Regions from separate parts of the Mus musculus genome. Here region 2 is linked to region 1. A link is a loop called in an ENCODE intact Hi-C map of the cell type or tissue named here. Cell type or tissue: gastrocnemius. All regions are shown on one strand. Links, peaks and the distances in the headings refer to the core of each region. The heading gives the core; the rest is flanking DNA.

The links. Peaks named below come from ENCODE experiments on the same cell type or tissue, not always from the same donor. Only the 100,000 strongest peaks of a DNase experiment are listed, where the experiment ranks them.
Region 2: it touches region 1 in a loop (2.6-fold over the local background); 9 of 42 quality-filtered maps call a loop at or near these places.

Annotation. Positions count from the first base shown.
Region 1 is chr11:86,348,600-86,363,791 of GRCm38, reverse strand. It overlaps Med13 (mediator complex subunit 13), which reads left to right and starts at 6,196. Exons shown (of 30, transcript NM_001080931.2): 1 at 6,196-6,332; 2 at 8,284-8,518. The coding sequence starts at 6,267. It overlaps Gm38937 (a long non-coding RNA gene), which reads left to right. Exons shown (of 3, transcript XR_880098.1): 2 at 3,194-3,301; 3 at 3,701-3,780. In gastrocnemius, for the core only: a CTCF peak has its summit at 5,342 (motif pointing right); DNase peaks (open chromatin) are centred at 5,411 and 6,309; H3K4me3 peaks cover 1,503 bases; H3K27ac peaks cover 1,459 bases.
Region 2 is chr11:86,294,491-86,309,682 of GRCm38, reverse strand. Med13 (mediator complex subunit 13) reads left to right here. Exons shown (of 30, transcript NM_001080931.2): 10 at 771-984; 11 at 2,621-2,699; 12 at 6,028-6,149; 13 at 8,128-8,218; 14 at 8,339-8,553; 15 at 8,837-9,033; 16 at 10,487-11,403. It overlaps Brip1os (BRCA1 interacting protein C-terminal helicase 1, opposite strand), which reads right to left. Exons shown (of 7, transcript NR_130959.1): 7 at 5,240-6,461. Among named protein-coding and RNA genes, the nearest start is that of n-TQttg2, 40 kb to the right of the region's middle. In gastrocnemius, for the core only: no CTCF peak of the experiment used is centred there; no DNase peak of the experiment used is centred there.

The sequences.
Region 1 (15,192 bases), core at 4,355-6,854:
ATCTGTACAGCTACAGTGTACTCATATACATAAAATAAATAAATCTTTAAAAAAAAAGAGTCTGGTCTGCTTCTGATTCACTGTCATTCATTGGCCCATCACACACCACTTAGTAAATACCAGAGCATGGTAAGAGAATGAATGAATGTCAAAGCCAGGGGTTGAAAAGCTGTAATAGGTATTTTCCTTTCTATGACCATCAAATAAGCTGTCCTATAAGCTTATGGTGAAACCAAGAGATTGTAGAATAAACTTTTCTTGGTTGTCATATGTTTTGAACTTCCTTGAACTTTTTCTTGAGGAAAGAGAATAACGAGATTGCAAACTAGTTTGTATCTGGGCAGGAATAATGATCCTGTGAGACCAAACTCCTGCCTGGTATTTCTCTCCTCCTCTTCCTCCTCCTTCTTTTCCTCCTCCTCCTGTCCTGCATGAGGAGTAGGCTCAAAGAATTACATTTGTCTTCTCTTTTAGCTTTGGCCACTCAGAAAAAAAAAAAAAAATCACCTCAAAGAAGAAAAGCGTGGTCAGCAGTGATTCCCTCTGTTTTCTCAGGTTCCCTGCTGATGGGATAAATGACAGTGGGGGTAAATGGGAAACAGAAAGGGTGTTTGTAGACAAGCTCCTTTAACTTGGGTCAGTCCTCTCCTCTCCTCTTCCTGCCTGAATTGCCACCATGCCCCCAACAAGTCTCCTGGAAGTTTGTTTCTGAAAACAAATCTTAGCTTGTCACAATCTTATTTAATCTTTTCTGGAAAAGAAGCAAACTCTTTATGATTAAGACCCAGGATTTCAGCCGGGCGTGGTGGCACACGCCTTTAATCTCAGCACTTAGGAGGCAGAGGCAGGTGGATTTCTGAGTTCGAGGCCAGCCTGGTCTACAAAGTGAGTTCCAGGACAGCCAGGGCTACACAGAGAAACCCTGTCTCAAAAAACAAAAACAAACAAACAAAACAACAACAACAAAAGACTCAGGATTTCTTCTCTAACCAAACAAACTGTCCAGCCCCTCTTTTTTCCCCTTTCTTCTTCTGGGATTTTCCCCCTCCCCCACCTTTCTTGGCTCAACCCAACTAACTCATCCTTCAAGATTTTGTTTCAACTGTCCCTCCAAGACGTTTCTCAGAGCCTTTGTGATATATTAGGCCCCTTAGCCTGTTTCAGAGGCTGCTGTGGGCACAGGGAAGCTATTCTATATCTCAACATTTCAATCTAGAAAAGTGGAATAATAGAATACCTCAGAAGCTAGGTGCACAGTTACAAGAACCCTGTCTGATATGTACTGCCTGTCACATATTAGGTGTTAGTGGGAGTGGCCATTTAGCCCAATCTCTTCATCCCTTTGTAAGAACAGGAGATCCAGTCAGTCAGGTAATTTGACTGGAATAAAGACCTGGAAGGAGACAGTACTGAGGTTTTGCTAATAAAGGTTTGCTAACCTAATTTCAAAGTAATGGAATTAGGAAGGGTTGATTTCAAAGTTCATGCTAAAATGAAACATTTGATAGAAAACTTGAGGCTGAGCATAGTTGTTATACTTTCAAGAAAAGTAGCAATTTAGGTTTTTCATAGATGGAAAGACAATGTTTTCTTCTTTTCTGAGCTGGCTGATTTCATTTGCTTTGTTCCCCCACCTTTGTATATTCACATTCCCTGACTGAAATGCTGTGTAACTTCTTAGTCCTTCTTTCTATTGAATTAAGTACAACATTAAACCATTAACATGACCTTAAGAAAAATCAATACTGTCTCTAGGCTGAAGATCACTCTCTCTAGGGCTTAATTGGTTCCTTCTTTGCTTTCAGCTTTTGACTCTAAACTTGTATTACCCAACACAGTAGCCCTTAGTCACGTTTAGCTATTGGGCCCTTGAAATGTGGCTGGTCTGGATTGGAATATTCTTTGGGAAAAACAAACAAACATGGATTTTGGAAGGTTTGGCTAAAAACAACTTTTAAAAAAGGGATAGCTATATGAATATATTTTATATGAACTACATGTAAAATGATATAGTTTCTGATATATTGGCCAAAGATTTTAATATGTCTAACAAACAGTAATTGAAATTATAGGATTTATTTGGCTTTGTTTCATTTCTATTGGCTAGCGCTACTCTAGACTTGGCTTTTTTTTCCAGAATCATGGGTAGAGGATTAATCCTAAGGTCAAATGCTGCCCTTTCCTGGACTTCGCTATATCAAGTAAGGAGTCCACAGGCCAGAGCCTCTGACATTCCATACAGAATGGAGTTCCTGAAAACCCAAAAGACTTACAGAATGGTTTTAGGTGCAGAGATCACTGAGTGGATCTGTATTTCAAAGAGAAGATAGCCAGTAATTATTGACCCAAGGCTACCTCTCAAAGTCATTTTGAAATTCCTACTGGGCTACTGTTAGGTATTTTTTCCTCTCTCTTAGTCACTGCAACAACTCTCACAGCTGGTGCCATTTTACAAACCCATTTTATAAATGAGTCAATTGGAATTGTGAGGCAAGAAGGAATAGTTTTGACTGCATTTGGTCCAACTGTCCAGATGTCATATCTAGTATCTTCTCCATCTTATTCTTGCATGTTCTTACACACATACACACACACATACACTATGTGCTGTGTAAACTGTATAATGTACAACAACAATGTAATCTGAACCCTATAGAAAAAGATTATAGAGAAAAACGGGAAGATTTGTTTGTTTGCTTATTTATTTATTTATTTATTCATCCATCCATTTATTCATTCATTCATTCATTCATTCAAGGTCTTGCTATGTAGCTCAGGCAGGTCTCAAGCTCACTCATGATTCTCCTGCCTCAGCCTTTTGAGTATATATATATATATATATAAATACATAGGGTTTTTAAAATAGTATATATATATATACTATTTTAAAAAAAGCAATTGATGAACCTACATTGACACATCACTGTTTCCTAAAGTTTCTATTTTTGTTTCTCTTTAGCTCACACAAAATGTCATCTTAACACAATGTAGGTGGTTCCCAAGATGCTCTCTGAGAGTGATGCTGGCCCCGTTTTCTCTTTCTCCCTAGGTTTCCATCCCTCTCTCTGCTGGGATCTTAGTCCTCCACTGCTCCGCTTCATTCCCCTTCTCAGTCTCTTCTGCTGTCACCCCTGCCCCATCCCCCTTGGTCCCAGAGTTCTTTCCTTCTTGAGAAGTCTTTTTTTGTTGTCAGATTCTCCTCTCTTTTGGAGAAGATTGACATTCAAATGAAAGTTCAATCAAATGTTACTTCCTACGTGGTAGATGTCAGGCAAATTCTACCTGCCCCTGAATTCCTAAGGTATGTATATGTGTGTCTGAGAGGGGGAAGAGGAGGAAGGGAGGGTGGGGTGGGGGGAGGGAAAAATTAAGGAGGATGGATATACATTAGAAAAGGAGTGGGAGAGGACATTTCAAGTTGAGGAAGAGAACAGAACAGGTATGTGAGGATTCTCTCAGAGAAGGAGAGATGAGTGAAGGAGCCTTTGCCTCACTGAGTCTTGGGATCCCTGACTCCTGGTGCTGGCACTCAGTTATAAAGGATACCGACCTTAGTTGATTTGAGCTCCTGGATTGAATTAGTCCTGGTTGTATAATTGACTTTGATATGTGGCCTTTGGATCTGAATTGGGCTTAATAAGATTTAACTGCTTCAAAGAGCTTTATAAGAATTCATTCTATCCTTCAAATCTGATTTCAGATGCTGCCTACTTGACGCCCTCTCAACTTGGAAACTCCTCCTCCAGCGCTCCTAGTGTGTCACACTTGATGCCTGCCTTATTCAGGTCACTGCCTTTTCTCTTATTCTGTAGGAATTGCTTCTCCAGAAATCCCGAGGAACAGGCACATACTCAAAAAATTATTTTTCTTTTCTATTGGAGGAAAAGTCTTGCCACTACCCGAGTCTGGTCTCGAACCCTCAGTCTTCCCGTCTTAGCCTCCCAAGTACGGGACTGCAGATGTGTGCTACCACTTGGTCATGATTTAGAAAATCATTTTAATGGTTAACATTCATGTGATTAAGGAAGCAATGGGACCAGTACTTATGATCAACATTATTTCATCAAACACTTTAGGAGAAAACTACTCTGATTATCCTTGATTTATGATAAACTAATTTGATTTAGGGTCAGATTTGATCTAAGGTCCACTGGCAAGCAGCAGAACTTTCTCTGCAAGTTTTTGGCTTGAGGACCTTAATCAGCACTAAGGTGGACAAAGAGGTGGTGAAGAATACTTTTCATTTTATGGCTAAAAAAGTAAGCTAGAAGAGTCTACTATTTTACAGAGATAATTGTGACTTAAAGTTCTGATAGCTCCTAACTGTTGTCTCTTCTTTTCTTCTTGAGACAGGGTGTTACTATGTAGCCTAGGCTAGCATGGAGCTTCCTTTGTGGACCAGAATGGCTTCAAACTCAGAGATTCCCCCTGCCTCTCCAGAGCTGGGATTAAAAGCTTGTGTCTTTACTCCTGGTATCATTATCTCTTAATCTTTCCCGATTCCTCCCTCGTCTCCTCCTAGAATCCTTTTAAAGTTTGCATGGAAAATGTTTTGAACTCTTCACTGAAGAGTAATCCAGCCCAGAATAATTGTTTGGGAAGGGATTTAACATCATACATGGTTTTTCTTATTCATTTCTAAGTTTTCAAATATCAAGTACCTACTGTGTGCTAGAACATTTTAAGGCACTGGACAGCTATAGCAACAAAGGGTCAGTTCTCCTGATTCTCACTCTCAGAGTTCACGTGTTTCTCAAAGTAACCACAGAAAGGAAGGATGGAAGTATAGTAATGCATGCCTTACACTGCTTATCGGGCGCAGGCACGAGGCTAGTGCTCAGGTTGTATTCATGCATCATATAACAAACATAACATTTGTTTTCCTCATTTTACAGATGAGGAAACTGAGTCACAAAGAGGTAAAAGACTGGCTCCAGCTTCGAATCCTGAACAGCAGGACTTTATTTCTAGTTCATTAACCACAAGACCATATCGTTTCATTTTTTTTACCTCTTTATTATAACTTAAAAAGAGAGGGCGAGGCTGGTGTCTATCCAGCTCTCATTCTTTAGCCCTAGAGTTCTGCGATGTACCCCGGCGGCCTTATGGAGTGAATGAGAATGCATTGGAACGTCTTTCTTTTTCTTTTCTTTTTTCTTTTTCTCTCTCTCTCTCTCTTTTTTTTTTTTTTTTGCCAACTTTCTCTTCCAAAGAATTTGAACTGATTTCCAAGTAATTCTCGATTTTGAAGTGAACCTTCCTGCGCTGCTGCACTTTCCCCAGCCAGCAGAAAGCTAGGGCCAAGACTCGGGTCATCTTAACCGGGGCATCCAGCAGATGGCGCCATGTTAGTAGCCACCAGCTGGCCGCCCGGTCCCCGGGGCTCCGAAAGCTTCCCTGCCCTCCCTCACCGCCTTCTCTCTCCCCCCTCCCTACGGAGCCCGGCCCACGTGACCTCGCGGCGGCCAATGGGCGAGCAGAGAGGGCGAGCTGGTCCCTGTGGCCGCCATTAAAGCGAAGGGAAAACCCGTGAATTCGGATTAAAGGGGGAAAAACACCGCCCGCTGGGCCCACAAAATGGGGGAGACTACGGCGTCCAGGCGGTGAGGCGGCAGGAGAGCAGACGTTAGGCAGGCTTGGCCCAGGGACAACACGAGGACACAGCCGGAGAATGGACTGAGCCCACAGACGCCGCCACCACCTCCGCCGCTGAGGAGACTCTGGGCTTAAGGACATCGCCGCTGCCGGGCCGGGGGCCCGGGGTGCTCTGCCGGTCCTCGCCCTTCCCGCCCCTCCGCGGGCGTCCCCGGGCCGCGGAGAACCCTCCCGGGCTTCTGGGCTCGGCCCGCTCGGACTCGGGCTCTGACTATTTATCGTGTACCTGATTGTTATTATTATTTTTTTGTTTTTCGTTTTTTTTTCTCTTTTCTTCTTTTAAATCTTTTTTTATTTTTCTGGTGGAAGGGACAGACATCCCTTCCCCTCCTCTCCGGAGAGGGACGCGCGTCCGCGGGCTCCGCAGTCCCGGCGGCCGGCCGAGCGCGGCGCGGCCCTCCCGCCTGCGGCCTCGGCCCCGGGCGGCTGGGTGCCTCCGGGCGGCGGGGGCCGCGGCGGCGCCGGGGGGCGGCGGGGAGGGCGGGCGGCCCGGCGGCCTCCTCCCCACCGCCCCCCGCCCTCCCCGGTGTCTGTGTTTCTCTCTCTGGTCGGAGGCGGCGGTAATGGCGGATGGTGGGTTGTGGCGCCGGCGGCGGCTGCTGTGAGGGACGATGAGTTCCTCCTTCGTGTCGAACGGGGCCAGCCTGGAAGATTGTCACTGTAACCTCTTCTGCCTGGTGAGTGCGGGGGCCGCGGGCGGTGGGGGAGGGGGCCGCGCCGTGCGCCCTTGGGCCGTGGGGGAGGGGGTCTGGGTCGCATCCAGATGCCGGTGTCCCCCGGCTAGGCCCCGCCGGAGTCGGCCTCCTCCGAGGCTCTGCGGCCGCCCCGGGAGGCAGCGTCCGCTCACCTACCGACCGGGGCTCTGCTGGGAAGAGGCTTGTCTTTCCCCCCACCCCCTCGGTCTTTCTCCTCCTCCTGTCTTGTTTTGGACTCTTTTCCCCATCCTAGTCTTTTCCTTAACTTGGGCTGCTTATCTGCCCGGATAGTAATATTTTCTTGTGTGCTTCTTGCTTCCCCGCCTCCCCGCCCCCCGCCCCTTGTATCGAACAGTGTATCCCTTTTCCACACTTTCCACGATTGCCCCTGCTCGACTGCCTTTAAGCTCGCTTTTCCCTTGTAAGTGGGCTTCTCTTAAACAGGACCCCCCCAAAAACTTACGTATTAAAACCCTCTTCGTTTTGTAAGTTAAACTAATACAGGGGTAGTGTCCTTATGGGTGACTTCAGATCTTTGTGTAAAAACAGTGTGTGCCGGTTCATATGTTTTCTTTTTAAACTTTGAAAACATTTTGCCATTTTGACAATTTCTAGCCATCTTGCTTTTATTAGAACATTATGTTTTTGTGAGAGTGGAGGGGCAAGTGGAGGAGGTACTGTGGTTTCGCACTAAACGTTCTATATTTGTCTGTTTTGCTTACGTTTTAAGAATGTTTTGAGCTGGCTGTTCCTTTTATTGAACTGAAAAGTCTGGGGCAGCTGGAATTAGGGATGTTCTAGTACGTGTATGTAGGTCGGCCCAAATCGGATAACACTCAAGAGTTAAGACTTTTGTCAAAAGTACCAACTGTTGCAAATATCTAGTCCTGAATTAAACGATAGCCGAGCTTCCTGAATGACTAAGTTAGAGTGACTTTTTTCATTTTTCGTGTGCTCTGAGAAATATTAAGTCTATCATAGGTAAGTGAATTAAGTGGGTGGAGCATAACTAGTTGGCAAGCATAAACTGCCAGTCATGTATCAGCAGTTTCATTTTTGGCACCTTATGCTTTCTGTCACTAAGTTAGAATAAGGAATTACTGAATTTCCTTTGTTGAATCTCTTTCACGATGTGGTAAATGGGGATCTTCAGCACACTTACGTCTTACAGATTAGACTGGTTTTCTTGACATGTCCATTAATCAGCATCTCGTCACATGTAGTAAGATGTACAGCAGGTTTAACGTTTCTGTCTTCCCCAACTGGATCTATTTTTGGCACTTTGGGTTTTTTTTTTTTTTTTTTTTTTTGAAGCTAGATTAGCACAAATCTGACAGCTCTTTGGAAGTGGTTCTTTCCTTGGAGCTGTGTGCTTGTGGAGAATTAACAGGCTTTTTTTTTTTTTCCTTAAGAAAAAAAAAATTCAGATGGTTTTCGTATTAGAGCCATGACTTCTTACAAACCTGGAATGAGAGTCTTTACTTTCCAGTTCACCAAGGATCAAATGTGACTGACAGAGAGGACTGTAGGACAGAGGAGGAGGCTAGACTTACTGTGCAGGCTTAGCATCATTGTCTCATTGGTCAGCTCTGGATATGTTGCATTTATTGTAGACTTGCTACTCAGTGACATCTTTGATAATTTATGTAACAGTTTTGTGTTCTTTTCCTTAAGCTCTTGTTGGTTGAAACATTAGAATTCTTTGCTGTGGTGTTTTTGGTTTGTTTGGTTGTTTATTTTGGTCATATCTTTAGGTACTTAAGCATGCATTAAAAATAGTGATGTTTTAATGAAATCAAGGACTTTATAGTGAATATATATTTTATATATAAATATATAAATAGTATACTTATATTATTATACTTAATAACAAATATTTATTACTTAGAGTGAATGAACAATAATATAGATATTTTGCTTTCTTTTCCTTCAGGCCGACTTGACAGGAATTAAGTGGAAAAGATATGTATGGCAAGGCCCAACTTCCGCCCCTATTCTGTTTCCGGTGACAGAAGAAGACCCCATTTTGAGCAGTTTTAGTCGATGCCTTAAGGCAGATGTACTTGGTGTTTGGCGGCGAGATCAAAGACCTGGAAGAAGAGAATTGTGGATATTTTGGTGGGGTAAAGATCCCAATTTTGCTGACCTTATTCACCATGACTTATCAGGTGAAAGCACTTTATCCTTTTTAACTGTGCCTTAGCAATGTTGTACACTTTCCCAATGTGCTTCTGCTGTGGTGGACGGCCTTGTCAGCCTGGATCTGTAAGAGGGTTGCCATGCTCTGTTTCACCATCTTTGTTTTGGTTTCCTTAAGTTACCTGTGTAGATTCCAGGAGACTTGAACTCTGACTGAGTTTCTTCCTCTACCTCCCGGCTTCTTTCTGTAATTTCTCACAGGCAGTTTGTATCTAGGGAAAGCATTTTCATTAACCTGAGAAAAATGGAATCTGGAAGCATGTTATTTTTACAGTTATATAATAGTCTTGAAGCCAAGTGTAACTCACCTTTGAGTCTAGTTTGCTGTGTTCTTTTTTGTCTGACCCCGTGGGCAGGCCTAGAAATGTAACTTTGTTTGGCATAGATTTTCAAAAGTATAGTTGTATTTTAATATTATTTATGATTATGTATTAACTCGGGGAGGCATATGCTGTTTTTGGGGGGTGGGGGGTGGGAGGGTCTTTAGACCCTGCTTCGTCAAAGGGTATATTAGTAAGGACAAGGGCCATCTCATTAACTTTTAAAGGACAAAGGTCATTATCTGAAAGGTTGTACAGAAACGGTTTATTATGAGCACATCAATATTTCTTTTTTTTTTATTTTCTTGACTTTTAGGGCCAAATATACTTTAGAAAGAAACTATAGCCCTTTATGAAAATTACTGGTTATGTTTATTTTAAACTCAGTGTAAGTGTATCTTTGACTAGATACTCTCGGAGGGAACCAAGTTCTAGTTTGATAAGAGTTTTGACAGCTAAATTGAAAATTTTTAAGGTCTTTAAAATTTTCTGTGTGAGCAGGGAGTGTAGGTGTGGGTGTAGATATGTGTGCCACCATGTTGTGTAGAGGTCAGAGGACAACGTTTTTGGAGTCCTGCTTCTTCCATCTTGGTGAGACAGGGTTTTACTGATTGTTTTGCCCTTAGGAAGCTTATTTCGGGCCACCTGGCCCTCTTTGTTTCTGACTGCTCCTATCTCTGCTCCCCTTCTTGGTGTAGGGGTGCTGGAATTACAGATGCACCACATCTAGTTTTTTTGTGTGGGTTCTGGAAATCGAACTGAGACTGACTAGTGTTTTTACTCTATCCCCGAGCCATCTCTCCTGCTCCTTAGGTCTTTTGAAAAAAAGCTTTCTTGTATGAAAGTTAGTTTTCTGTGGTTTATGGTTTTGAACTGTAGGATCTGTTTTATTTTGTATGAAATATAATCCAGAAATCATGTAGCCTTACTTAAATAAATACCTTAAGTTTACTCACAGGGTTTAGTCTTCTTGATAAAGTTGGCACAGCATCTGAATACACTTTTTTATTTGAGACGGAGTCTGTGTTGCCTTGAATTCAAAGCCCCCTTCAAGCTCAGCCTCAGTCCTGGTTGGTATTACAGCTGTGTGCTACTCTGTACAGCCTTGAACAAACCTTTCCATGGAACACATTTTATGCCCTTTGAACTCGTATTCCTTCTGGTTCCTGCTGGAATTAGAGATGTGTGCCATCAGACTAGGCTCCAGATAGCTCTATCTTGAACTAATACTTTCTAAGGTCAACATTTGTTTAAGAATGCGCCTTTTATATATTTTTAAGTCACCTTTTGTTTTTAATGAATTCTTCAGCATTTTGAGAGTGGTGCAGTTGTTTTATGATAGAGCATTCTGGCTTTCCTGAAATGTTACTGAAGAACCTAGTTCTTAGTTCTAAATATTATAATGTGTTTGTGATTTTGCTTGTTTTGAGACAGTGTTACACATAGTCCATTAGGGCTTTGAAGTCCTGATTTTCCTGCCTCCACTTCTCAATGCTAGGATCAAAGGTGTGTGCTACTACACTTGACTTATACAGTTTTAGATAGTAAAGAGATGAGTGTATATCTGTAAATGCATACTGTGTTGTCTGAGTGTGTATCAGTAGCCTTCGTGCCTTTTAGCAAGGTGTGCTTTCTGCTTCATGCACTAAATGCTAAGCATACAGCTTCCTTTTCCTTTCATTGACTTAGGTGAGAGTTATTTTAAACATTGAAATGATTCATGAAGTCACCTCAGTTAAAGTGTTTGTAGGTTGTTTGTTTGTTTACTTTCTTTTAAGTGCTAAGTATTGAATCTTGGGCCATGTGTATATATTAACCAAGTGCTCTACTGTTGACCTTTATCCCTGGCTCATTGTTAAAATGTTGATAGACTGTTTAGACACTGTTGTTAAATTGAAATGTTTAAGCAAACACAGTCAGTGTTAAAACTATAATGGTGCTCAGAGTGTTTGGCTAGCCTGAGTAAGGTCCTGGCTTTGAACTCCCAATACCACAAGAAATTATATGAATACCTTAAGTCTATGAGAGTTTAGTCTTCTTGGTAAAGTTGGCACAGCATCTGAATACACTTTATTATTTGAGACGGAGTCTTGTGGTGTTCCTTGAATTCAAAGCCCCCCTCAAGCTCAGCCTCAGTGCTGGTTGGTATTACAGCTGTGTGCTACTCTATACAGCCTTGAACAAACCTTTCCATGGAACACATTTTGTGTAATCAAAGATAAGTTTAAATACATAGTGTTTAGTTTTACCATAGTGATTCTAATGTTTTGAAGGTTAAAAGTCTATTAAAATAGAATATGAGCTGTTTAATAACAATGTATGTTGTTAAAACACTTTGTGTAGCTTTTTTCTTCTGGATTTGAGGTCATCAGAAGTGTGTTCTTAAGCAAAGCTTGGTTAGAGTTTAAAGTTTCTCCTTCCTTCTCCTTTAGCATAATTTTAAAATGACAATACCTGCACTCTAATACAGATACTGATCCTTGAATATAATCAAAATTTTGTTGCTGTCAGAGTCTGCTGACTGCTATTGAATAGCTAAATATTTTTATCAAAGTGGAAGTGACCCAAAGAGTGAGCACACACACTGTTGAGTAGCATGTGAGCATGTCCACTGTCTCAAAGCTAGCCCTGAACTCTTGGTTTACAAAGTCAGTGGTATTTATATAATGTTTTAGCTTCTTTTTAACCTGTTGTTTACTTTAGAATGTTACTTAGATCAGACTATCTTAAAGAATAATAAGGTCTTTTCAGATGGAGTATATTTATCTTGCCCTTTTTTTTTTTTTTTTTTTTTTTTTTTTTTGCTCCAGGGACACCGTCTGCCTCCCTTTTGGGGTAATTAGTGCGCCTCTGTGCTCTAGCTAACCCCCTTTTCATTTCTTCCCATCTGTGGCACTCGGTTCCCTTCTTTTAAGCTCCCTTGAGAAGAGAGCAGCTGGACAGTAGGGGTGGCATCAGCTGCATGAGGCAGTCCTGAGCTCCAAGTGGAGGTGTAGCAGTGAGGAAAGAGGACCAGGAAGGACCCAGGTGGTGACTAAGCAGCTAGTTAATTTGGCTTGGGCCTGCTCTTCTCAGTCAGTGTCCCTCTGTTTGGTTCAACACCTACTACTTCTTGTTACTGACATGTTTGTGATTATGGAAATATTGCCCTCCTTATAGGGGGTAGGAGGAGAAGGTAGGCAATCATTTTTGTAAAGATTAGAATTCTCTGTTTGTTTTTTTCCCACTGATGTGTTCAATAACAAAACCACAGAGTAGCCCCTTTATCTACTCTGTCTCATCTACAGCTGTTTTTAAGAATAATTTTCTTTGAGGTAATTTTAGATTTATATAAATCTTGGTAGGATAGAGTAGAGAGTGCCTGTGCATCTCTTACTTAACTTTTTTTTATTCTTAATATCTATGTCAGAATGATGGACTTTCTAAAACTCATAAATCAGTATTGTTATACTAAAATACCTAATCACTTGGATTTCTTTATTTTCACCTAGTTCTGTTGTTTTTAGGAGCTGGCCTGGGCTGCCAAATGATATTTACCTGCCCTCTTATTTTTTGCTCTTCTGGGCTTTGACAGTTTCTCGGGGAACCTCCCTGCTCCTTTTTGATGATTTTGACAGTTCTAAGAGTCTGGTGTCTAGTCAGGTTTCGCAGTGCATGTTAAATTTAACCTTCTCTTCTGCCTCACACCATTTAACACATTTCTGGGTTACTATTAAGTTTAGCTAATGTATAGACAGAAAACATAGACTGAGTAAATTGTATTCTACACTTTGAATTTTTGCTTATTTTGTATCAGTAGTACTTGATGCTGTTTCACAAAGTGATTTGGGAAGGTCTGGTGATTTTTGGATAAGGATTTGTGCTCATTGGTATTAGCTTAAGTATAACATTCCAGAAAGACATTTGTTAAAGAGAAAAATCCCTTGAATTTCAAAGCCAAATATATGAGTTTTTATTGTATTTATAGGAGAATGGATAGGTGAATCTGTGTTGGTTTATTCTGGTTACAGGTTTTTGAGTTGTTTAGTAGTGTGTGAATGACAGATGTAAAGTTGGTGGTGGGAAAATCTTAGCTCACTGGCTCCTGTCAATTTCTCCAGTGGGTGTGATTGATTGACTCTTTTAAATGTACTGTTAGTTAGTTCGCTGTTTTAAAAAGCAAGATTGTTTTAATTTTGCTTGGTGTGTCTTGGAGCATGTCTGTGTATTTTTACTCTGTATCCTAAGATTTCAAAATTTTATTGCAGCCACTGGTTTTTATTCTTAAAAACAAAACTATTCATTCTCCCAAGATTGTTGTCTTAAAAAAAAATCATAAGGTAGATTCTGATGAGACTTTGGATTCCTTGAAGTAAAAAGTATGCTGAATCAAGGCTAAAATATGTGTTCTTTTTTTGTGGTTTTGGAGGTCTCTATATAGGAGTTTAGCACCACATCCAGATACTTTCATTATAGTATAGTTTTGTAGTGCATATTGCTTAGCTGGGTCATTATTCCAGATTTAATTTTGGATGCTTTTATCAGAGGACATCAATTATAGTGGACTTTAACCTTAACGGGCAGCTTTTAGCAGAGTTGATAGACACAAAAGCAGCAACCTAAGACATGCTGAAGAATTATTTCTATCTTTGTTTTTTAAACTTCATAAATTGTGTCCCATTTCCTTGGCTAATCTTATGAGTGATGACTGTGTGTATGCTCTGTAGTATCCTTTTTTGAGTAAGAAAGTGTTATTGTTTAGATCGTCATGTCAGATGTAACAGTCACCTCAGTAAGCTGTTTTAAATAAATCTTCAAGTTTTGACCCTAAGTGAATGATGTGATAGCTATTATTTGTTAGATAGATATTTGTTGATTTAATGAGTTATGAATGAGAAATAATTATTAAGAGAGACGCTGATTTAGACATGTTGATTTTTTTTCAAGAAATCTGTACTATTTTCTTTTCCTAACATGCTAATTTTTGTGTCATTCCTTATCCATTGGCATATGTTGCATCTTAGCTGTTTAGCAAAATTATTGGGAAAAGATGCCTTTTTAAAAATCGGCTGATCACCATGGAGACATTTAAAGAGGTCATTTTTGAGGAAAATGTTGAATATTGGTTGTTATCAACTTTTTTGCTTTTGATACTAATTTTTTTCTAATTCATAGTTATTTTGATGACCTATGACACATCCTTTGGCACTCCTATAATCTGTGTTCTTAGTGAAACATACAGCTTTAGCATTTGAACTTTTATGTTGTTGCATTCTACAGCTAAATGTGCAAAATTTTTTGAGTATCACTGGTGGTTAAGATTTCTAATACCAATAGTAATGGAAAAGTACTAAAAACAGAATAGAAACTTTGTTTTCTCTGGGGATTAAAGATACGAGAGGGGGGGGAAACATTTATTTAAATGCATTAAGCAGACTTTTTTCCATTAGCCTCTGGTTAAGTTCTAAAGTGCCTGCTAAAGCTTCCATGTGTTCCCACCTCCTTTCTTTCCTTGTTACAGTGCTGGTGTTGATTCAAGGAGCTTTTAATTAGTGTAAGATAAAAGATACACAGTACTTGTCTTAGGTGGTTGGTTCTGCCGTTCACTGTTTATATCTGTGAGTACAGTATGTAGAAAGTACTTTTTGTTTTTACAACATCAGGGAATTAGAAACTGGATTCAGTACACTTTTTGTTTCTAGGTGACACTCTTCCCAAAACAGAACCTAAATTTCTTTAGACTTTTCATTGGGTATTTTATTAGGAATTAGTATTTCATTAGCAATGAAAAATGGAATAGTTATTTAGTCACTTACCATGTACATGAAGGTGTAGATCAGGGTTGTTTTTTTTTTTTTTTTTTTTTTTTTTTTTTTTTTTTTTTTTTTTTTTTTGCCTTGGGTGGGTCCTGTTTGTACTAATGAAAATTATGAGCTTCTGGGACAAGAGCCTCCTGAAAGCATTAAGTTCATGCTAAGGTTCTCTAGATAAAAGTTAAAGCAATGAGACAAGTCCTTAAAAATTAATCCTGCTTTCTAAAAAGTGTGTGTGTGTGTGTGTGTGTGTGATACATGTGCACTACACATATGTGGAGATCAGAAGACAACTTTGTGGAGTTGTTTCTCCTAATCTTATGCAAGTTCTGAGGATCAAACTTAGGTCATCAGGCTGTCAGCAAGCACTTTTACCCTCTGAACTATCTTGCTGGCCTTGGTTAGCTAAACCACATTTGGTATTCTTAGCTTAGATTTAGTCGAAATAGATTTTAAAAAATAAAGACTTTTTTTATGACATGTAAAAATGTATAAACAACTGTAAGTTTTGCTTTTCTAAAGATTTTTGTT
Region 2 (15,192 bases), core at 5,947-8,446, 56 kb after region 1:
TCAGAAGTATGGGTCCTGAGGCTTCACAGAGCTTGCCCAGGGTCTTCTTGTGGCTCCTCCCATCGTTTAGCTTTAAAATCTGAGGCCTAGATTTCTTTGATATATTAGCTTCCTCTTGTTTATAACTTGAATTTCTCTGCTGTCCTTTCTGTGGTTTTGTGTGCCTTTGTTGTTTTCTTAGAGTATAAGTGGGAGCATACTTTTTTTTAAATCACTGTTTCCAACCAGGAGACTGGTAATATACAAATTAATCTTCCAGAGTAGCAGGAAGAAAACTGAGTTACTTTTTGACCTGTTGCTTTTATTTTGTTTTGTTGACCTCATTATTAATAGCAATAATGTTATTTTCATAAAGTAGAAACAAGGCCTTAAAATTTGAAGCTTAAAATGTATCTATTCTTTGCAATAAGAAAAGGAGAGTTATTTTCCTTGTACAGATTTTATGAGAGTATCTTGTCTTTGAAGATTCTTCTCAGTACCAGCTTTGGACAAGTCACCGTGCTTGAGAACATGAGAACAGGGCACATGATTAAAAGGCAGCTTGTTCTGGTGGAAGGACAATATGTGGAGACTTGGGTTTTAGTTTCATTTTTCTGTTGTTAAAATTGAGGTTATAATAAATCATATTACCTCAGTTTCATTTGTAAAATTAGAGATTATAGGGTAAATACTATGAGTAATTCTAAAAACGACACTTAAAGTTGTTTTAGAATTTTCAAGTGCTTGTTTGGATAACAAATACTAATTTTCTAACTGTGTTTTCTATGCAGGTTAATGGTGCAGTGTAAGAAGCCTTTAAAAGTTTCTGATGAAATAGTCCAGCAATATCAAATTAAAAATCAGTATCTTTCAGCAATAGCATCTGATACAGAACAAGAACCTAAAATTGATCCATATGCATTTGTTGAAGGAGATGAGGAATTCATTTTTACTGATAAAAAAGATAGACAAAATAGCGAGAGAGAAGCTGGGAAGAAACACAAGGTGAGTAGGAGAGATTCTGTCCTGTCAGTGTACACACTGCCGTGTACTGCACATTGGATGTCACCCTCAGCACTGCTTGCTTTGCTTTTAGTGGTTTTGGTTATTGAACCTGGGCACTCTGTCACTGAACTGTGTGCCCAGCCCCACTCATTTCTTCTTCTTCTTCTTCTTTTTTTTTTTTTTTTTTTTTTTAAGATTTATTTATTTTATTTATGAGTCCACTGTAGCTGTCTTCAGACATACCAGAAGAGGGCATCTGATCCCATTACAGATGGTTGTGAGCCACCATGTGGATGCTGGGAATTGAACTCAGGACTTCTGGAAGAAGAGCCTGTGCTCGTAACCTCCACTCTACCCAACTCACCCATTTATTCTTTTAGAATAGAAAGATTGATCATATGTATGTAGATATGTTTATGTGACGATGAGTAAATCAGTTGTGTGACACACTTTGACTTAGTTTCTGATGACGGAGTTGTATTTTAATAGTGGATGAATAGTATATTAACTTTGGTCAGAATTAGAACATTTAACTGCACTGTCTTGGTGCTAGGTTTAATAAAATGTGGGATATTTTTGAGTATGTGATTTAGCAAGATTACTTTCTTCTTAAAAGCAAAAACTTTATAAAGTATGGGTAATGAAACTATCATCTAGGGCTAGGCTAGTGAGATGACTGAGTGAGTAAAAACACCTACTGCCTAGCCTGATCCCTGCGCCTTACGTGATGGAGGGAGACATCTCCTTTAAGTTGTTCTTTGAGCTTCATACTCATGGTGTGGCATAGATACACACGCACACACACACACACACACACTGTAATTAAGATTATGCATATGATTAAAGTTTTAATATTAGGCAATAAATAACTTAAGAATTTGGCAGTAAATCTAAAATATAAGCATTGAAAACTAAATGTATTAAATGATCCAGTGTTTACTACAAAGCAGTTCATTTCACAGAGTTGTATCTAGCTGTACTATATGCCAGTTACTTAGTCTTATCTTTTTTTAAATATGAAACCAGTACTGTCTGGGAAGGGTATATCCACAATTTAAACTCAACACAGACTCGGGAAATCTATACTATGTCAAAAGTTCCAGTTTACACCATCAGCTATGATTTCTGTGGCAGATTCCTTAGCATCCCTGTGAATTAAATGATTGATTTGTAAGGTGAGACCGCTGATTGTTTACTTTAAGAATTAGTGATAGCTAAATGTAATGGCATACATGTTTAGTCCTAGCACTCAAGAGGCTGAGGCACATCTCCCTGAATCTGAGACTAGCCTGGTCTACATGACATGTTCCTGGCCAGGCAGAGATCCCGTCTCAAAACAAAAACCCCAAGTGAACCAAACTAAACAATAGAAAGAGTAACAAGCCCCATATAGTGGTGTGTGCTTTCTAGTCTAGTGTATGAGAGACTGAGGCAGGAACATGACAAATATGAGGGCAAGCTTGATACATTAAACCTTGTTTTATACGCAACTTCCTGACTCCAAAGCAACACAGGAATTGGTGGTAATGCATTTAGAACATTTATAAGAATGTTTGACACATAGCTACTCAAGAATTGATAGGTTTTTATTGTTGGTAAAATATATAGCACTGCCCAATCTATAACACTGTTTCAGGTGGAAGATGGGACATCTGCTGTCACAGTGTTATCACACGAAGAAGATGCTATGTCATTATTTAGTCCCTCTAAACAAGGTAAAACTTCTTTCTAATCATTCATTCCAGTGATGATTTGATTATGTGATTTAGGAAAAGCACCTATTGCTTAAAAGTCAAAGCTTTATGAAGGATGGGCAATGAAAATACTCATCTGGGGCTGGTGAGATGGCTCTTTGGGTAAAGACACGTACTGCCTAACCTCATGTGACACTGTTGGATTTTTAAATAATCCTTTTTGCACAGTATATTTCATGGTATGGTTAGATTTATTGTTTATCTTGTATTTGAAGAAGCAAGTTCAGATGATAGCATTTTCTTAGAAATTGAGATGTATATTTACTGATTTTTGGCTAAGACTAAGTATTATTGAGCATGGTGGTGCATGTCTTTAATCCCAGCACTCTGGAGACAGAGGAAGGCAGATCTCTTGAGTTCAAGCTATCCTGGTGTACAGAGTGAGTTCAGGACACCCAGAGCTACATAGAGAAAACCCTGTCTTGAAAACCCAAACCAACAAAGAAGAAGATCAAGTGTAAATTGTTGGAATGTTTTCCTTTTTTTTTTTTTTTTTTTTTTTAATAGCTAGAAATAGGTCTGTGTAGTGAGATAAGAGCCTAAGGTTTTCTGATCTGAAAACTCAATATTTAGGACTTTGGGGTAGATGATCTTTTATTTTAAGTTTCTTTTCTTGTAGTCCGACCTGATCTCATTCCTGAGCTCTTGAGCACCTGAGCCCCTGGGATTACAGGTGTGTGTACCTGGTCTGCAGAGCTCAGTTTTTAAATGAAGCTTAGAAAACTTTCTGATTCTTCTCATGGCTTGAATGTATCAGAGAACTTTTTCTTTTCTTCTACTTTTTGTTGTTGTTCTTTTAGCTTTGTTTTTCATTTTTTGGTGATGTGACCGCGTACAGCCTTTGCTGGCTTCTATGTAACACACGATCTGGTAGCGGCTGCACTGCATTGAATGTCTTTTCTCATGCCTCTGCTTCCCAAGTACTGGGATTGTACCATGTGCTCCATACCCAACCAAGGATTCTTTTCTGATGCTATTAGTTCAGCTTCTTGTTTTGTTTTGCTTTTTTTATTTGTTTTTTTGGAAGCAGTTTCTCTGTGTAACCCTGGCTGGCCTTGAACTCAGAGATCTGCCTCCTGGGATTAAAGGCGTGTGCTACCACTGCTTTGCAGTCGAGCATATTTATATGTTCAGACTGTAGAGCTATAGTAGTCAAGAGTCCTTTGAAAGTATCTGTGTGAAGAAGGTATCTAATTTTAAAAATTGATAGATAGATAAACATGATATAGCATATGTATATATATTTATGATGCATAGTTTGTTGCTTTCTGTGGATATTTTAGTGTGCTAATCAAGCTATTTAATACGTATCATTTCATATAAGTACTTTTTTTGGAATAAAAACACGAAGATTGGTTTTTTTTGTTATTACCAGACATTAAGCATACTATAAACGTTAGTATGTATCATTTACATTAAGCTTTTGAATAGGCACAGTTTATCTTTTGGTATGTGTTTTTGAAGGCAATATTTTGTTTTAATATTTTGAGAATAAAGAAATGAAAATAAGGAAAAAATTATGTAAAGAAGGAGCAGGTAGTCTTTCATAAGGCAGCTTAGTGGCTCTAAGTATTGGTGGGTGACATCTTAGATTCTTTGATGAAGGGGTCTTTATCAAATTTCTAGTGGCATGTTGCACAGAGATGAAGTAAAAAAAAAAAAAATCCTGGACTTTGTATTGAGGCTCAAAAGAATTTGGTACTGAGTAAACTCACCAAGGTGCTGAGCCAGGATTTTGGTATATGGCTGTAGTCACAGCACTCAGGAGTTGACAGAGGAGTTCATGAGTCTGAGATTAGTTGGTGCACACAGTAAGTGTCTTACTACCCCTCTCCTCAATAAAAAGTTGATTTTCAGCCATGTGATGGCACACACCTTTAATCTTTCGCAGCATCTGGGAAGCAGAGGCAGGCTCTTGAGTTCAAAGTCAGCCTGGTCTACAGAGTGAGTCTCAGGACAGCTGGGGCCACACAAAGAATCCTTGTCCCCTCCCCCATTGGTTTATTATATTGTTTGACTTCAAAATATACTCTACAGCTAATAGTAGTATAGCACTGGCATTAAGGAAAAAGGTCAAAGGCATAGGCCAGTAAAACAGGGGAGGGGCTAGACGTAAAGTAAACATGTAATGATAGTATAGTATGTTTTACTACATGTATCCCATATAAATTAGCCAAATCGGGGTATTTTGTACTTAGTTTATTAGGAGCCTTAAAGCCCCTCTTACCTAGTTTTTTTTTTTTTTAATTATTATATCATTATAGGTCAAAATTCTGAAGTACAATCACTCCTCTATGCTATAAGCAATAGAACCTATTCCTTCTATCCAATTCTATTTTGGTATCTATTTTGTATCCTCTATTTTCTCTCCTCTATTCTTCTCAACCACTAAGAGTTATACACACACACACACACACACACACACACACACATACACACACACACACACACACACACACAATAACGGAAAAAAACATACCAAGCCTTTAGACAAGTAGTGATACTCCATTATTATCTATAAATATTTCTTTTTTTTAACAGATACTTAACATGTATTCATCATACATAATTAGCTTGATATTCTGTGATTCTATCATCTTTATTACGATATTTACATGCAGCCTTATTTGCTTAAATAAATCCCATCTGTTTCAAAATGAAAAAGGCCTGGATAGATGGCTTAGCTTTTAAATTGTTTGCCGGACAAGCATGACAGTGCAAGTTGGGATCTTCAGTAGCCACATAAATGTCAGGCAAGTGTGATGGAGCCTGCCTGAAATTCTAGCATCGGAGAAGAGGAGCTAGGGAGTTCCCAGAGAAAGCTGGATAGCTGGACTCATTGAATCAGTGCGCTCTAGGTTCAAAGGAGAGACCATACTTAATGTATAAGTTAGGAAGCAACTAAGGCAGATGCCCCATGTCAACCTCTGGCTTCCACATTATGCATATAATGTGCGCAGGTACCTGTGAATCTGCATATATTCAATCACATCACATAACACACACAAAAAAGGAAAAGTATGTGTTTTTAAGTATCATTCTAATGGCATTTGTATTTTTATGACCTTTTCTACAGAGCTTAACTATGGTGTAGATTATGTAACTTTTGGAGCTTCCTCGGGAAGCTTTATTTATGAGAAAAGAATTTCAGATTTTAAATTAGTGACTAGAATAATCGTGTTGCATAGTTGTTGTGAACATTAGGTTTTCTCTCTTGTTTAGTTAAACAGAATACTACTTGGCTAATAGTTGAGTTTTCAGTTTATTTTTTTCTGATTGTCACATGTAGATGCTCCACGCCCTACAAATCATGCCCGTCCTCCATCAACCAGTTTGATTTATGACTCAGATTTGGCTGTGTCTTACACTGACCTTGATAACCTCTTCAATTCTGATGAAGATGAATTAACAGTAAGTATCCTACTAATGATTAGGATTAAGTTAAATTTCATTGATTTCATAACAGTTTGAGTTTTGGAAGTGATTTATGACTTTATTACTATGTTTTAGCTCTGAACAGTAGGAAATATTTTATAATAAAACACATTTGATTGATTTTTACTCTCATGTTAAAGTCACCTTGACATGGTTTCCTGTAAATCTTGATGTGGGTATGTTTGAAAGATAGATGATCAAGTTTCATAGTTCTACCATGTAATTTTTTTTTCTTCAGTCTTTAGAATGATTTTTCTGTTCTTTGATCCTGTAGTTTGAGAGGTGACTCTGGAATTGAATTAGAGAATGTTTAAGTAATTAACATTAGGACTTTATACCTTACCAATTTCATAAAAATGCTAGTTCTTAGCCGGGCGTGGTGGTGCACACCTTTAATCCCAGCACTCGGGAGGCAGAGGCAGGTGGATTTCTGAGTTTGAAGCCAGCCTGGTCTACAAAGTGAGTTCCAGGACAGCCAGGGCTACACAGAGAAACCCTGTCTCAAAAAACCAAAAAACCAAAAATGCTAGTTTTTCTCAAATTATTTGACCTTACTTCTGTTACTACGAGACATAGTCTTGAAAATGGTAAAGGAGAAACCAGAAAATACTACTTCATCGTTCACACCTGTTTTCAGAGAAAGTTGAAGATAAAAGTAAACACTTTAGGGCTGGCAAGATGGCTCAGTGGGTAAGAGCACTGACTGCTCTTCTGAGGGTCCTGAATTCAAATCCCAGCAACCACATAGTGGCTCACAACCATCCTTAATGAGATCTGATGCCCTCTTCTGGTGTGTCTAAAGACAGCTACAGTGTATAATACTGTATACGTATAATAAATAAATAAATAAATCTTTTTTTTAAAAAGTAAACACTTTAAATGATTTCCTAGAATGTCAGTCGTCTAGCAGTTAATTGGGTGCTACAGTGTCATGAAAGGGAGTCCTTTCCCATCTACTTAAAAGTAGTTTAGGACCTGACTGGCATATTTGGTGTTTGTTGTCTTATATAATATATCCTGTGAGGATATCTATTGCACATGTTTGAACATATGAAATCTATTACAGATATTGGTAAGTCAGATATAGCTCTATGTGAACATTCACTCTTTACCCTCCAGTGTAGTGTGTACTAGGGCACGCTTCACTAGGAAAAGAACTTTGAATATGGTCCATATAGACAGATCTTGTCTCTACTAACACCCAGACAGCAGCTGTGGCTTTTTGGAGGTAAAAAATTTGTCATGTGTGTGCTTTACTTACAAAGTGTTCAACATAAGACGTGGAACAAACGTTCCTTCTAAAAACATTGGTAAGAGCTGGATATGGTTGCACATGCCTTTAAACCCCGGTCTTGGGATAGGAGGCCAAAGTGTTGGGAGTTCAAACTCAGCTTTGTCTACATAAAAACAAGAAGCCTACTTAGGTTATATAAGGCTTTACCTATCTCAAAAAACAAACAATCCAATCCACCAAAAAATGTTGGTGGTGAGAGATGCTAAAACTTGGTTTGTTAGGAAGTTTCCCTGAACTTATGCTCAGTATTAGATCTGTAAAAATATTTTTGCTAGAATAACTTTATTAAACCAAGGTGAAAATTAAAGAATTAAGAGGAGTTATTAATTATTTAGGAAATCTTAATATCTTTTAAATTAAGGGACAGATTCTTTGAATATCTTTTGCTAAAAAAAGAATTGTGTTAATTTTACCTTTCTTGCCTTTTACTTGTTTATTGCTTATTTTCCTGAGGATGCCCTTTTCTCTGTTAATCCCAAGACTTACCAATGCACTCCAGTGATGGATCTACCTGTAAACTGTCTAGTATGATATTTAGCTCTGTCGTAGACTCAGAAAACCACTTTTGATGACCAGTACTTAATCCTTTAACTTACATATAAGCGAATAATACTGTGTGATCACTTTGGGTTTCACATTAATATGTTTTTCCCCCCATAGCCTGGATCTAAAAAGTCAGCAAGTGGATCAGATGATAAAGCCAGCTCCAAAGAATCAAAGACAGGAAATCTGGATCCGTTGTCCTGCATAAGTAAGCATCCCAAATCTGAGCTCCAGCTTGGCTTAAAAACTTAACTCCTTTCAAAACTCCTTCACTGTAAACAGACTCACCTCTTTTAGTTTGTTAACATGGGTGTTGTACTACACACAGGCACTGCAGACCTCCACAAAATGTACCCCACGCCACCCTCACTGGAACAGCACATTATGGGCTTCTCTCCAATGAATATGAATAACAAAGAATACGGTAGTGTGGACACAGCACCCGGAGGGACTGTCCTGGAAGGAAATAGCTCTAGTGTAGGAACGCAGTTCAGAATCGAGGTCGAGGAAGGATTCTGTAGCCCTAAACCGTCTGAAATTAAAGTAAGTATTTTCTAGAAAAGTCATTTCCTCCCTGTGTTTTCTTATAGGATTAATTGCTGTGTTTAAGAATTTTTTCACAGTTGATTTTAGTGTTATGGCTAATAAATATGAGGAGGGAATTGTGGGACCACTATGTAAAATGCATTCAAGAATAAAAACAGATAATATTTATACTTTTGTCCATTTAAAGAACAGGCTAGAGAAGATAGTCGCTTTGATTCTGTTTCTTTGTTTTTGTCCCTGGAATATAAGGCACTGAAAGTCCCCGTTCTTTATATTGTAGGATTTTTCTTATGTCTATAAGCCCGAAAATTGTCAAGTTCTAGTAGGATGTTCCATGTTTGCACCTTTAAAAACTCTACCAAGCCATTGTCTGCCTCCTATCAAATTGCCAGAAGAGTGTGTTTACCGGCAGAGCTGGACTGTTGGAAAATTGGACTTGCTTCCTTCAGGCCCTTCAATGCCATTCATCAAGGAGGGGTATGATTGATGATGTTATTATAATACTGATTGCTTGTGTGGGGTGTGTGTGCGCGAGCGTGTGTGTGAGCGTGTGTGTGAGTGCCCGTGTGTGTTAGAGGGCGGCACTGGAGACTCTGCATGAGTACGAGCCACATGTGTTGCCGTTTACTCACTTGAGACATGGTTTCTCATTGGATCTGAAACTTGGTGTTTTGTTGAAGCAGACTGACCAGCAGCTTCCTGGAATATGCCTGTCTTTGCCTCCCAAGTGCTGGATTATAGCTTGTTTAGTTAGTCATGCTCAGCTTTATCACATGGGATCTGAGAATCTGAACTCATGTCTTCAGCTTACACAGCAAGCACTTTTACCCATTGAGCCATTTCTGCAGCTCAGCTTTTGTTTTTCTTGAAGTAGCTGGTATGCTGGAAATAGAACATTGGTTTTGGAAATCCTAAGTAAATAAATTTAAAATGATTCTTGTTTATCATAATGATAATAGAGATGGATTAACTCTTTGAGACCATAGACCAGAAACCATAGACCATTTTTGATTTTCAAGGTACCTTTTCTTTTAGCCTTTGATTCTGAATTGTCCTCTTTTTTATACTGCCATTTTACAATTACTTCACATCATAACAGATAAAGTTTTGCATTTTATTACCAGTCACATTTTTATAATTACTATGGCCAACTGGGCAGTGGTGGTACATAGTGGCACTCAGGAAGCAGAGGTAGATGATCAAGTTTAAGGACAGTCTTGTCTATAGATTGAGTTCCAGTGCAGCCAGGGTGTGCTACACAGAGAAACCCTGTCTCAGAAAATCGAAAACAAAAACAAACCAAAAAATCAAAGCAAAACATTCACTATTACCACTTTCTAACACAAACATCCCAAAAGTCAGAATTTATTTTTTGCTATCAGTAGCAATTAGAGTCAATGAAGTATGGATATTTGTAGCATTAGAAATTTATAGATAGTAAATATGGTTGTCCAGATGTGGATGCTTCATGAATTTTTTTAAGTCTTTGTGTATCCTTACATGACTTCATGTGCACTACATATGTGTAGGTGCCCACAGAGACCAGAGGACATCAAGACACCTTGGAACTGGAGTTAATAGGCAGATATGAGCTTCCTGATATGGGTCCTGGGAACCAAACCTCTGAACCTATGGCCCCCCAAAATGCAGCAAATATTTTAAACTCCCAAGCCATAGTTCTAGTCACTGCTTCATTTTATAATCTTGAATCTGGTTGCTTATTATTTTTGATTCTAGTTAGCTCACAAGAATCTTTATAGTGCTCACAGTAAACCTGAAATAAGTCTTATTTCTCCCTGTAATCTTGTAATGATTACCATATAGAAATGTCCAGTGTTGCTTGGAAGTGTATGGAGGATGCTGTTTTGTGTTCCATATATTAATGTGTTCTTTTATGCATTTGTTCCTCTTTTTACCCTGGTGACAACAGTGATGGCAGTAATTTGGATCAGGACTATGGCCCCGCCTACACACCGCAAACCCATGCTTCTTTTGGGATGCCTCCGAGCAGCGCACCTCCTAGTAATGGTGGTGCAGGAATTCTTCCTTCCCCATCCACCCCTAGGTTTCCAACTCCAAGGACTCCAAGGACTCCAAGGACCCCTCGTGGGGCTGGTGGGCCTGCTAGTGCTCAAGGTTCAGTCAAGTATGAGAATTCAGACTTGTATTCACCAGCTTCCACCCCATCTACATGCCGACCCCTCAATTCTGTTGAACCTGCAACTGTTCCTTCCATCCCTGAAGCGCACAGTCTTTATGTAAACCTCATCCTTTCAGAATCAGTAATGAATTTGTTTAAAGACTGTAATTTTGATAGTTGCTGTATTTGTGTCTGCAATATGAATATCAAGGGTGCCGATGTTGGAGTTTACATTCCAGACCCAACCCAAGAAGCACAGTATCGGTGCACCTGTGGCTTCAGTGCTGTCATGAACCGAAAATTTGGAAATAATTCAGGATTATTTCTTGAAGATGAACTTGACATCATAGGACGTAACACAGACTGTGGGAAAGAAGCAGAAAAACGTTTTGAAGCTCTCAGGGCTTCCTCTGTGGAGAATGTTAATGGAGGCCTGAAGGAATCTGAAAAGGTGCCTGATGAATTAATATTACTGCTACAAGATCAATGCACTAATTTATTTTCACCCTTTGGAGCAGCAGACCAAGATCCTTTTCCCAAAGTGGGTATAAGTAGCAATTGGGTGCGTGTTGAGGAGCGGGACTGTTGTAGTGACTGCTGCCTCGCCTTAGAACATGGGCGTCAGTTCATGGATAATATGTCAGGAGGGAAAGTTGATGAAGCACTTGTCAGAAGCTCATGCTTACATCCGTGGGCCAAGCAAAATGGTAAGTTTGTGAATTTGACTTTGGCTTTTTTTTTATCCCTCGGGGGGGGGGGGGGCCGTGAGTAACTTACCAGTAGGTCACATAGGAATACTAAAGTTTGGACTTAACCCTCAGTTAAAGACAGCTACATGTTGGGTGTGGTGTCTCATGCCTTTAATCTCAGCAGAGGCAGGCAGACCTCTGTGCGTTGGAAGTCAGCCTTGTCTACATATGGAGTTTCAGGATAGCCAAGACCAGTATGAGACCCTGTCTCAGAAAAACAAATAAGACTGTTACCTAATGTGAGACTTAGCTGTTTAGATGAGTTTCAGCAATTAAAACGTTATTGTAATCTTTAACTATGTACTGACATAGAAATGTAAACGGCATGTTGCATGTTAGCAAGGAGAAAATGAGTGATTGTTTCTCATGCAGCCATCTAATTTGTCTTTTGAGGTAGCTGCACTGCTCTCGAGCTGTGCCCGGGCTCTCAGTAGCTGCTTACAGAGCACCTCGTTCATGCTCAGCGCTGTTCATGCTCACTCCTGAGCAGACACAGCCGCTTTTGGTTTTGAATTTTTATTCGATTGTTTTCTTTGTTTTTCCTTATGTGTGTGGGTACGTGATTGCATGTGTATTTGGAGTTTAGATACATAGAAGGATAGCCTTCTGTGTCATTCCTCAAAAGCCATCAACCTTGTGGGCCCCACTCCTTGTGTATATCAGGTTTTTCATTCACAGGGCACTGACTGGCTAGGTTAGAATCCCTTGTCCTTTTGAGCCTATGATTTAGTGGAGGAGACAGTTAAATAACAACAACAACAACAGAAAATATATACTTGCATTACATACCAGTTACGAGTACGTGGAAGAGAAAGCAGGGCAAAAGAGCATGTTTGCATGGGAGGATCCTTATGTGCTATTTTAGAAATATGGTCAGACATGTTAGGGGGGAGAACATTTATAGAAAGGCCTACTTGAAGTGGGAAAAGTGAGCCAGAGTAGTTAACTGGGGGAAGAATGTTAGTAGACAATGTAGTTCCAAGTCCTTGAGGACATAGCTCTCGGTAAATTTTAGAAACATAAGTAGTGTTAAGTATGTTGAGTGATGGTCATACTGATACACGGTGAAGTGTAAGAGGTGTCCCAAACACTTATTTAATTTGTGTGTGAGCACTTCCATGTTTGGGTGCACATGTGTGCTTTGGAAAATGTGTTGAGGTCAGAGGCCACTTTGAGGGAGTTGGCTCTTTCTTCATATCCTCTTGGTTTAAGGCTTGAACTCGGGTTGCAAGGCTTGGCAACAGGTACTTTTACCCTGGTTCTGGGTGTGGGTTTTTAGGCTATGCCTTTAGCATTTATTTGAAATGCCTTGGGAATGGTTCTTAATCGGAAAGTAACACCACTGTCTTTTTAGCTTTAAAAAAAAAATCCCTGGGATGGGAAGTGAGGGAAGATGAGAGAAGCAGCAGTAATTTTGAGTAGAGAATAGTCATTTAGTGAAGGTGGCAGCTTGGAGAAGACTGGAAGCCATAGAACTAGTGGCAGTAGGCTCTAGATTAGATGGAGACGTAGACCTACAGAGTGTGCTGATCCACTTAAGAAAAGATGAAGTGTTAAGCCTGGTTTGTGCCAATGCTGGTACTACTGCAGAGAAAGAAAATAGGAGGGTTGCAGGCACACATTTGGAGGTTAAAATTCAGAATTCAGGTTGTATGTGGGTTATCAGTATTAAATACTATGGAAAGCCAGGTGTGTTGTACATCTGTAATACCAGCACTGGGAAATTGTAGGAAAAAATCAGAAATTGAAGATGATCTTTGGCTACATAGTAAGTTCGTGGCCACCCTGGAATATATGAGGCCCTTTCTTTTCAAAGGCCGGAGCTGGATGGGCAGTTTTGGGGAAAAGAAGGTCAGGAAGGAGTCTGAGAAGGAAGAAGGAGCAAGGAAGTGATTGCTCTTGTATGAGAATATTTGAAGGAGAGTGATTATATGTATAATAATGCCTTCATAAAGGTACAATGTGACAAGACCACTGGATGTGACCTCATGAAGGTAGTAATTAGAGACCTAGATAATCAGTTCTGGTCAACCTGATTAGAGTGAGTGTGAGGAAATGAGAAACAAACTTGAAATTTGGGAGACATTGGTATAAATAGAGTTTTATGTTAGGTTTAACATATAGTACTTGTGTGTGTGCACACACACACACATCTGTTCATGGAAAGTGATTCTTTCTAGATCAAAAAATTTAAACTGACAGTAATTTCATATAATTGAGTAAGTGTGGTATTTTGCTATGTAAATATATGATAGCTTATCTATCACTTTTTTTGTAGTGACACTTAAAATCTTTTAGCAGCTTTAAAATATACAATACAATAATATTAGTTGTGCTCATCATGTTACTGTGTAGACCGCTAGAACATAATCTTCCTACCTAACTGGAAACTCACTCCCTCTCTCCAGTCTAACCTTCTTCCGTGGGAAGAATTACCATGAAACAAAAGGTGCTGTTGTAGGAGCAAAGACATTAAGTAAGTGAGGGGAAATAGAATACATTCCAAGTAGAGGTGTATATAGACCTATATATAGGAACATGTCCATCGAAACAAGAAGAAAAGATGGCATTTCTTTGGACAAGAAAAGTGAAAGTGACCATTCTTAGTGATTTCTTTTGTAGTTGTGGGTGAGAGCAGTAGGAGATAGTGACAGGGTCATTTGATACTGATGTCTTAATTCACATACTAGCAGCATCACACAGTACCACTTTGTTAGAAATGCACATTTGCAGATTCTCCCATGATCTTCTAAAGATTTATTTATTTTTATTATATATAAGTACACTGTAGCTGTCTTCAGACACTCCAGAAGAGGGAGTCAGATCTCATTACGGATGGTTGTGAGCCACCATGTGGTTGCTGGGATTTGAACTTCGGACCTTCGGAAGAGCAGTCGGGTGCTCTTACCCACTGAGCCATCTCACCAGCCCTCCCATGATCTTCTAAAGCAAACTCTGGAGATAAGAATCAGTTTTGTCACTCATTACTAATGTGTCTTTGAAAAAGTAATATATTATCTTTATTTCTTTATCTGCATTGTTGGCGGGGGAGTTTGGGGGGAGGGAGGGTTGAACCCATGTGTAAAAGTAACTTTTATTCCCCTGATGTAATTGTAGTTTCTGAAGCTTCCTGCCTCTGTCTGCTAACCTAGGCCAAGTCCTAGAGACTTCCAGTCTCCATACAATCTTATTTAGGCCTAGAGTGTTTTCAGCCTCTGAGACTTACTGCTGAATAAGCTCACCCTTTCTAGTTCTTTCTGAGCTCTGACTGGCTGGTTCAACTCAGCTGTTCTGGCTCAAACTCCTCTCCAAGCTGATAGAGTCAATCTGACTTCTCTGAATTGCTCTGCTTGGCTTTAAACTAACATTGGCAATATGTTCTTATCTTCTGGTTCCTTTTTGTTCTTGGACTTGTTCTGTCTTCATCGGTGTCTAGTCTGTTCTGTCTTCAACCTGTCTCTGTAAAACTCTCCTGGTAAAATCGCCTCTTTTCTCTCTCTCTTTGAACTGCTCCCTCAAGTAGCTTCCTTTCCTCTCTTCTTGTGAGAGTTGAGCATATCCTATTGTCAGATCATTCTCTGATTCATCACTTTTTCTGCCACTCAATTAGTCATTGCTTTCAAATATATGTCTACAATCTAACTTTACCTTTATTAATAATGTATACTAAGTATTTGTATGTATTCCAACCAGAGCAGCCAGCCATATTGCTGGATTAAAATCCCTCTACACTAGGATCTTGTGTAT